2 separate regions of the Homo sapiens genome follow, and region 1 is linked to region 2. Evidence: chromatin contacts called from ENCODE Hi-C or POLR2A ChIA-PET data. All regions are on one chromosome and are shown on one strand. Each heading gives the region's core, a stretch centred on a gene start or an enhancer-like site at or near the end of the contact. The rest is flanking DNA. Distances are from core to core; before and after follow the strand shown. Region 1 overlaps C5orf67 (chromosome 5 putative open reading frame 67). Region 2 holds the start of MIER3 (MIER family member 3).

Evidence for each region. A loop is a pair of places that touch in the nucleus more often than their neighbours do. ChIA-PET counts read pairs that join two places held with the same protein, here RNA polymerase II (POLR2A). Pooled maps may share reads with other maps.
Region 1: a map with no recorded cell type shows a loop between it and region 2 (13-fold over the local background). The contact joins the enhancer-like site here to the promoter of MIER3 in region 2. A Hi-C loop is called at or near these places in 2 of 37 single-sample maps with no recorded cell type and 2 of 50 pooled maps. POLR2A ChIA-PET finds 5 or more read pairs at or near these places in 1 of 52 experiments (CD4-positive, alpha-beta T cell).

What each region holds. Positions count from the first base shown.
Region 1 is chr5:56,587,489-56,591,106 of GRCh38, forward strand. The region is part of intron 1 of C5orf67 (chromosome 5 putative open reading frame 67); the gene reads right to left. Among named protein-coding and RNA genes, the nearest start is that of C5orf67, 17 kb to the right of the region's middle. RefSeq lists enhancers at 1,312-1,391, 1,522-1,781. Within about 2 kb of position 1,568, at least 18 of the 41 ENCODE cell types and tissues checked have a DNase peak (open chromatin) inside an H3K27ac peak, as active enhancers do; they include CD4-positive, alpha-beta T cell, where a contact is called at or near this core.
Region 2 is chr5:56,950,516-56,954,493 of GRCh38, forward strand. It overlaps MIER3 (MIER family member 3), which reads right to left and starts at 1,608. Exons shown (of 13, transcript NM_001297599.2): 1 at 1,579-1,608; 2 at 113-137. The coding sequence starts at 1,587. RefSeq lists an enhancer at 440-529 and silencers at 1,100-1,269, 1,330-1,439, 1,470-1,889.

The sequences.
Region 1 (3,618 bases), core at 318-2,817, 360 kb before region 2:
TATTCAACTTAAATTCATTTAGTGTTTACTGTATGCCAAGCACTGTTCTAGGCAGTGAAGACTCAACAGGAAGAAAGAGCCAGGTGAAGACTGGCTAGGCAGTGAAGACTCAACAGGAAGAAACCGCATTTCCTGCACTTTGATAGGAAATGTTGGTAATCCTACATTTGGTAGAGTAAGACAAAAATAAACACATAAATGTATATTTCAGGTTATGATAGGGGATATGAAGAAAAAGCAAGCAGGGAGGTAGGAAGTGATGGGGATTGAGGGTGATGTTTTAGATGGGTGGTCAGGGAGGCCCTTGCTCAGAAGGGGAAGGCTGAGTGGAAAGCTGAAGGAAGCGAGCATGAGCCATAAGGACATCAGAGTGGACACCCAGGGAGAGGAAAAAGCACGTGCAAATGTCCTGTTTGGGAGCATGCTTCTTACTTTGAAGAAGCAGCAAAGAGGCCAGGAGTAGAAAGAGTAAAGGGAAGCGGTGGGAAATGAGGTAATAGAAGCGGGGCCCAGAATGAGAAAGGCAGACTCTGGCAAGCTCTGAACAGAGGAGAGGCACCATCTGATGACTACTGGCATAGCAGGATGCCTGCTGAGTAGGAAGAGTTTGAGCAGTCAGGGACAGAAGCAGGGAGCCTAGTTTGGAGGCAGCTGCAGTAATCCAGGTAAGAGGTGATGGAGCTGGGATAAGGTAGCAGTGAGAGAGGTGGGAGTGGAGAGTTTCTGGATATACTGAGAAGAGAGAGCTTCAGGAAGTGCTGATGGACTGGGCTTGCGGGATGGCCTTGGTCCTGAAACTCCTGGCAAGGGAATAGGCCCAGCTGTCAGCTTAGAGAGTGCAAATGCATCAGAAATCAAGGCCTCTTGAATTCTGGCTCTTACGCAAGAGGCAAAGACCCCATTTATTTAGCACCTACTATGTGTCAGGTGCTGCCTTAGGTATTTTCACAGAAACTTCTTCCTCACAAATCTTTGAGATGGGTTTGACTACTTCCACTTCATGGGTAAGGAAACCAGAATCTCAAAGAAGTTCAATCAGTCAGGGACGGAGATCTGAACCTGTGTCTACCAGTCCCCAGGGCTGTTAATCAGAGACCTTTACAGAGGGAGAGCCTAGCAGAGTGGCTTGGGGGTCGGGGGTCGCTGCAAGCTCAGCAAAGGGAGGCACCAGAATAAGGGAACCCTCACACCCTCCCAGGCAGCCACAGCTTCGCACCAGAGCTCCAGGGTGGAGCTGCAAGTCACGGGTCTGACCTAGCACCAAGCTTCCTCAATAGGATCCAGGATGTAGCTGCTGGGGCTGCAGCCACCGGAAGCAGGAAAACCAACTAGGGACAGGCAGGAGATCCAGTTGACCCATCCAAGCCCCAGGCCCGGCTTTCCTGCGTGAGAGGGAGGGTGCCACCAGGTGCTGCCCACAGCCCCTGTAGTCAACGCCCTTCAAATTTAGTTTCCACATTTCAGCCTCCACACACCAAAACTTTCAGCTAGCCATCCTGGGAGGAGCCCCTAGGTCGCTGCCTCTGGGCTGGCTGGGGCCGATTGGAGGAAATGGGCCTGCACTCAACACTTGTGCACCTGCACTGGGCGTTGTGTATTTCTCCTCTGGTTGCCAGAGCAACAGAAACAACAGTGGCTGCTGAAACCCCCTTAACACCACAGCCCAGGCTGACCCTGACCAATGGCAGCCAGACCTTGCATCTTGGCCTCTTCCCTTTCCTCTCACCCCCCTGAAAGTATCTCCTCTGAAACCAAAAACTTAACCGGCCTCTTTCACTGAGCTGAAATGGTTCTCAGAGCTTGCCCAACTCTGAGCTCTTCCTGACACGCCTGGGTTTCTGACTGTCAGCACCCCAGGGAGAGGGTGGGACGCCCAGATCCAGGCATGGAGCAGAATGTCGCCTAGGGAGAGCGCCGGGAGCCTCCTCCTCAGAACCACTGCGGAAGCTACTTTACTGCAAACAACCTAAGTAAAGTGGGCAGCTTCCCAAGGTGTGGCCCCAGCTGCTGACCCCAGAGTTTGTACTCAAACACCCGTGGGCCTGGCTACTGCCCTTATTGACAAATCCAATCTCATCAGATGCTCTGGGGCTGTAGGTCTTCATTCCATGTCAGGAATGCCCCGCTTTGAGAGGACTTGTGATTGTGGTAATTTATGACACCAGCTGCTGTGAAAATGACTGGGGAATGGGCAAATTGCCCTGCCTGTAAACTCACAAATGGACATCCAGGACCAGAGATGCCCTCGCTCGGAAGCAAGCACCCATATCGCCCTGCCTCAAACTGTGGGGTGCTGGGCTAGCTCACGTTTCATCTCTCAGGTTGCTGTTCAAGTTGCAACCAGAGAATTCCATGTGCTCAGCTGGGAAACAGGACACCAGGGTCCTTCCCTCCATTCTGTGAGTATCCACCACAGGAGGGTGAGGGAAGAGGGCACCTCTATGCTGTTTTTTTAGTTATTTCCACAACCCCACAAGTTAAATATAGCATTTTCCACATGTGTACAACTGAGAAAATCAAAGTTCAGTGAGGTTAAGTGACTTGTCTGAGATTGCACAGTGAGCAAGTAGCAGGACCAGGATTTGAATCCAGATTTCCTATCTCACATTATACTGTAGAGGCATATTTAAAGTCTTTAATAAAGGGCTCAGTTCCTTGATTATCCCACACAATAAACAAAATCATAGGTACTCTATTAGTTTGCCAGGGCTGCCATAACACAGTATCACAGTCTGGGAGGCTAGCAACAGGAGTTTATTGTCTCACGATTCTGGAGGCTAGAAGGCCAAGATCAAGGAGTGGGCTACTTCTGAGGCCTCTCTCCTTGGCTTGTAGGTGGCCATCGCCTCCTCCCTGGGTCTCCACATGCTCTTCCCTCTGTACATGTCTATGTCCTACTCTCTTCTTATGAAGACACCAGTCACGTTGGTAATCCTAGCGGGATAATTCCAGTGACCCCATTTAACAATAATTACCTCTTTAAAGACTCTCTTCAAATGCAGTCACATTCTGCGGTATCAGAGATTAGGATACATGAATTTGGAGGGGGAAGATACAATTCACTCCATAACAGGTACCAAGCCCTGTCTTTTCAATGCTTGTTTTAGCTCCTCAATAATAAAATATAACAACAATATTCTAAATATAAATAAATATGGTAGGCATTCAAATGATCATGAAAAAAGAAGGCTTTTACTAAAAGTTAATTGTCTTTCTTTTTTTTTTTTTTTTTTTGAGACACTGTCTTGCTCTGTTGCCCAGGCTGAAGCGCAGTGGTGTGAAGCTCAGTGGTGTGATCTCAGCTCACTGCAACCTCTGCCTCCCAGGCTCCAGGAATCCTCCCACTTCAGCCTCCTGAGTAGCTGGGACTGTAAGTGCATACTACCATGCTCAATTAATTTTGCTAATTTTTGTATTTGTTGTAGAGATGGGGTTTCATCATGTTGCCCAGGCTGGTCTCGAACTCCTGGGCTCAAGCAATCCTCCTGCTTCAGCCTCCCAAATTGCTGAGACTACAGGCTTGAGCCACTGTACCTGGCCAAGAAATTGATTTTCAGCTGCCATTCTGTTAGCAATTTTTTTCCGAAAGCATTTCCTATGTACAAAACACTTTGATCA
Region 2 (3,978 bases), core at 358-2,857:
CAATGAAGAAAAACCTGCAGGATACATTTCTATTGGGAATCCTTTAGCAACAGACCTTTGAGCCCACATTACCCACTGGGAACCACCGAAGACGTAAGAAAATAGGACAAACCTGGGCTCGAACTTCCAAAAGAAGCCTAGGAGAGAGAGAAGAAAACGTGAGGTTAGATCGCACAGCCAGGGAAAGAGGCAGCGCCGGCAACAGGGCGCAGAGGAGGCGGAGTCGAGCGCTCCTCCGCAGCTGCCAAAAGTGCAAGACGTAGCTTCACTCGAATCGCTCCCGGCCCCTTTCGGGCCCCCTCTTGGCTGCCTCGCCTTCCTCCCCGAGTCCCAAGTGTACAAACTCACAGACCCGGGACGAAGCCCGGAGTCTGAGAGGCAACTCCAAGTCGCTTCTTGGAGCTCAGCAAGTTTCCAAGCAGAGAAGCAAAACCCAGAGCAGTCGGCTGGCACCATCAGTCCCCCATCCCTGGCATCTCCGGAGTCCTCCAAATCCCACCCGGCTCTCCGAAGCCCCAAACAACTCGAAACGTAACACCCTTTTCTGGAACGAACTCGCGTTCTGAGCACCTAGTTCGCCCCTGGGGCCCGGGAGCCCCAACTCCGAAGCCGATCTCTTCCCCTGCAGCGTAGGCCAGCTCGAATCGGACACTCGCCCCCAAACCAAAGCGCGAGCCCCCCATCCTCTCTCTCGAGTCCAGAGATGCAGCTCCTCTCAGTTCCAGGGATGCTGGCTCCTTCCAGAGTGTTCAGTCCCTCCCTGGACCGTCAGCGCGCCCCCCGCCCCAGCGAGCTCCAGCCCAGGGGCTCCTGCCACACCGCCCCCTCCCCCCAGCTCACCAGTCCCGGGGGACATGGCCGGGGCAGCTTCGCTCGCCCAGCCTTCCTTCCTCCAGCCCAGAGAAAACTGGAGCTATCAAGCCGCTCTCCTGGAGAGGGCGTCGAGGGTCTCGGTCTGCCCTTTAACCCCAGGGGCTCCCGCACCTCCCGGGCTGCGGGGTGGGGAGTCCCGCTCTTCTGAGAAGCCCGGTGGCCCCGCATCCCGCTCTTCTCCGCGCCCCCAGCAAAGTGAAGCGTGCGGCTCCTTCGCGCCGCAGCCCGGGCCCGGTGGGCCGGGGGCACAGCGCACGACTCCCGCAGGGCAGTGGCGCAGCCCGCTCCCCTCTTTGCGATCCGGCCGCGGAGGGGGGGCTCCGCCGGTTTCCACCCACCCGGGCCCGGGGAAGAGGCGCGGAGGCGCCGGCGGCCCGCGTCAGCGACCGGGGACACGGCACTGCCTCGTCCCTGGGGCAGGGCTCACTGCAGCCGGCCGCCACCTCCGTCCGGCTCGGTCGCCCGGCCCGACCGGGGCCGGAGCCGCCGCGGCCTAGTCCCGGAGGGAGACCGCTCCCGCGCCCGCTCCCGCCCCCCGGCCAGCCCCGCCACGGCCAGTCGCCGCCCCGCGACCCCCGCGTCGCCACGCCGCCCCTCATGGGGCAGCGGAAAGAGCCCCGGATCCCCCAGGCTGGCTCGGGGGTCGCGGGGAGCCGCCGGGCGCCCGCTCCAGCCCGGCTGCTCCTGCCCGGTTTCCCTGCTCACCTCCGCCATATTGGTACCTTTAGGGCGAACGAGCAGCGCCGAGCCCAGTCCCCGGATGGGGCGCCTGAGCCAATCGCAGCCGCCGCCGCCACCGCCGCGGTCCGCCCGGCACCCGCCCGGCGGCGGAGGCGGCACGGCCCCTTATAGGGCAGGGCGGCCCGCGACGCCCCCGGCCCGCTCGCAAGCCGACGCCGCCCGGCGCCCCTCGCCGCCCCCGCGCCGGCCCCAGCCGGCCAGACCCGCACCCGCGCGCACCGTCCTTCTCCTCCTGGCTGGTGTAAAGTTCCTGCCGAATTGGAGGCAAGTGGGGGACGGACGGACGCGCGGGCGCGGGACAGACCCACGTCCAGCCAGTGGAGGCCCAAGAGCCGGCGGGCGCGTCTGGGAACCGACCCACAGACACCGCGGCGCGGGAGGGCGTGCGGGAGGCGGGCAGGAGACTTGGACTGGCAGGCGATGTGCAGGGGAACTCGACAGACTCAACTTCCCTAAGAGGAGGAGGCGATCTATGAAATAGACAGATGTGGGAGGAAGCCCTGGGAAATGGGAGAAGAGGCTGGTGGATGGCAGAGTCAGTCCAGAATGAGAGGACTACAGTCAGGCACTTTGCCGTTTCCACGAAGGGACCTGCAGGAATGGGAGATGGAGACCGGTGTACACTGCTCACGGAGTGGACAATGGAAGTAGACATTTGCCAAACAGGTTATTGACAGCACAGAAGAAAAGACAAAAGATCGACAGGGCAGAGAAATGATGCTGAATATACTTGTACAGTTCAAGAAGATGCCCAAAAAATATAAACTGTGCTGTTATCCAAAAAAAAAAAAAAAAAAATTAGACCAGTTCTAGGAATTGTTCATCACCAACGTGTCTTAGGGGATGACCCAGAGATACTTGATACATCTGTTGAAGGACAGGAACAGCATATCAAAGGCCCTGAACTGAGTCTCAAAAATTCTACCCCTCACTTCCCTCACTTCTCCAAAAAGGCCAAACGTTTGGGTAGGATCATAAAAGGAAACTAGTCCCCTGTGCAAGTGGATGGGTGAAAGACGGAGCATAAGGCTTAACAGGAATACCTGCTCGTACATGTTCCTTATGACCATTTGCTCTTCATTGGAGGAGATTACTCTCCGGAAGGTCCACATCCACACTGAAAGACTTTGAGCCAAGTACACAAAAATATACACTAACGACTGATTGGAGAGTTAGGTCCTGCAAGAAGTTAAAGTAAGGTATGGAGTTGCCCTAGCAAATTTGGAGGACACATTGTCCTAAAGTGGGAGGCCAATTCTATCTGTGGAAAAGAAAGTCGGCTGTAAGGTACATGAATAAGTGAGATGCAAATACCATCAGGAATTATAGCAGGACCCTACAGGAATTTGGAGAGAGTGATCTCAGACACCAGAGCTCTTCTCCCAGCTTTTTTCTAAAACATACGTAATATTAAATGATAAAGACAAGTTTTTAGAAGCTAAAACTTTCCATACGTCATACTTTTAATCCAAACATGAAAGGTCTTGATTTTAACCTGGGGTCCCTCCAATTCCCTTATTGCTGGAGTGCATACTGAGGATGAGGCTGGAGACTGGAGGTAGGGAGAGGGTTATTTTCAAATTTTTTGCCAAGGCATCTCAAAATCAAGCTTATGCCACGGGTAAAAGTTATTTACTTATGGAAATTTTAGGGAAAAATCACTCCAACTATTTCTAAACATCATAAAGACATGGAAAATTACACTTTCCCTGCTGTGAAAGATATCTTTCGACCTTTTGTCCAGTCAAATAACTCAAAAACAGCTAAACTTTGAAACCAGACCTTGGCACACATTGTATGTACTGTCCTCAATGAGGCGTTCAGAGTTTTCAAAGTAAAAAAAAATGGCTTGAAATTAAGTACAAGTGAATAACTTTAGAAATGACGCAGTGAGCACGCGCTGTGGACAGAACCATGAAACAGTGCCCTGAGCAGCTGGACCGCAGTCTGAGCCACGTGAAGAAAGTGTCTCCAACAACCTGCCTCATACATTACACTGGGAAAAACATTTTCTTCCCAGCAAACTTGGCTAATCCAAACTATAAATGTAGTCTTAGATTATATGTTTTGCCATAACTGAAATATACACAGATTTATTCACTTTCATGAATCTAGTAATGTTTCTGTAGACTTTCTTTATATTCAATTGTAAAGATTTTGTATAGGCATTTGTAATTTTGATTGTTATATGCTCCCTATTATAGAACGTAGTGTAGGAAGTCTGAGTCCATGGTATTAAATAAGGATTCAGACAAAGATAAATGAAGCTAAATTTATTAGCAGTTGAAGGTAGCAGAGCTACTTTCCCCCACCTGATCACTAGAGAAAGTTTATCACTCAGTCTTACATAACACATTCCTTTAT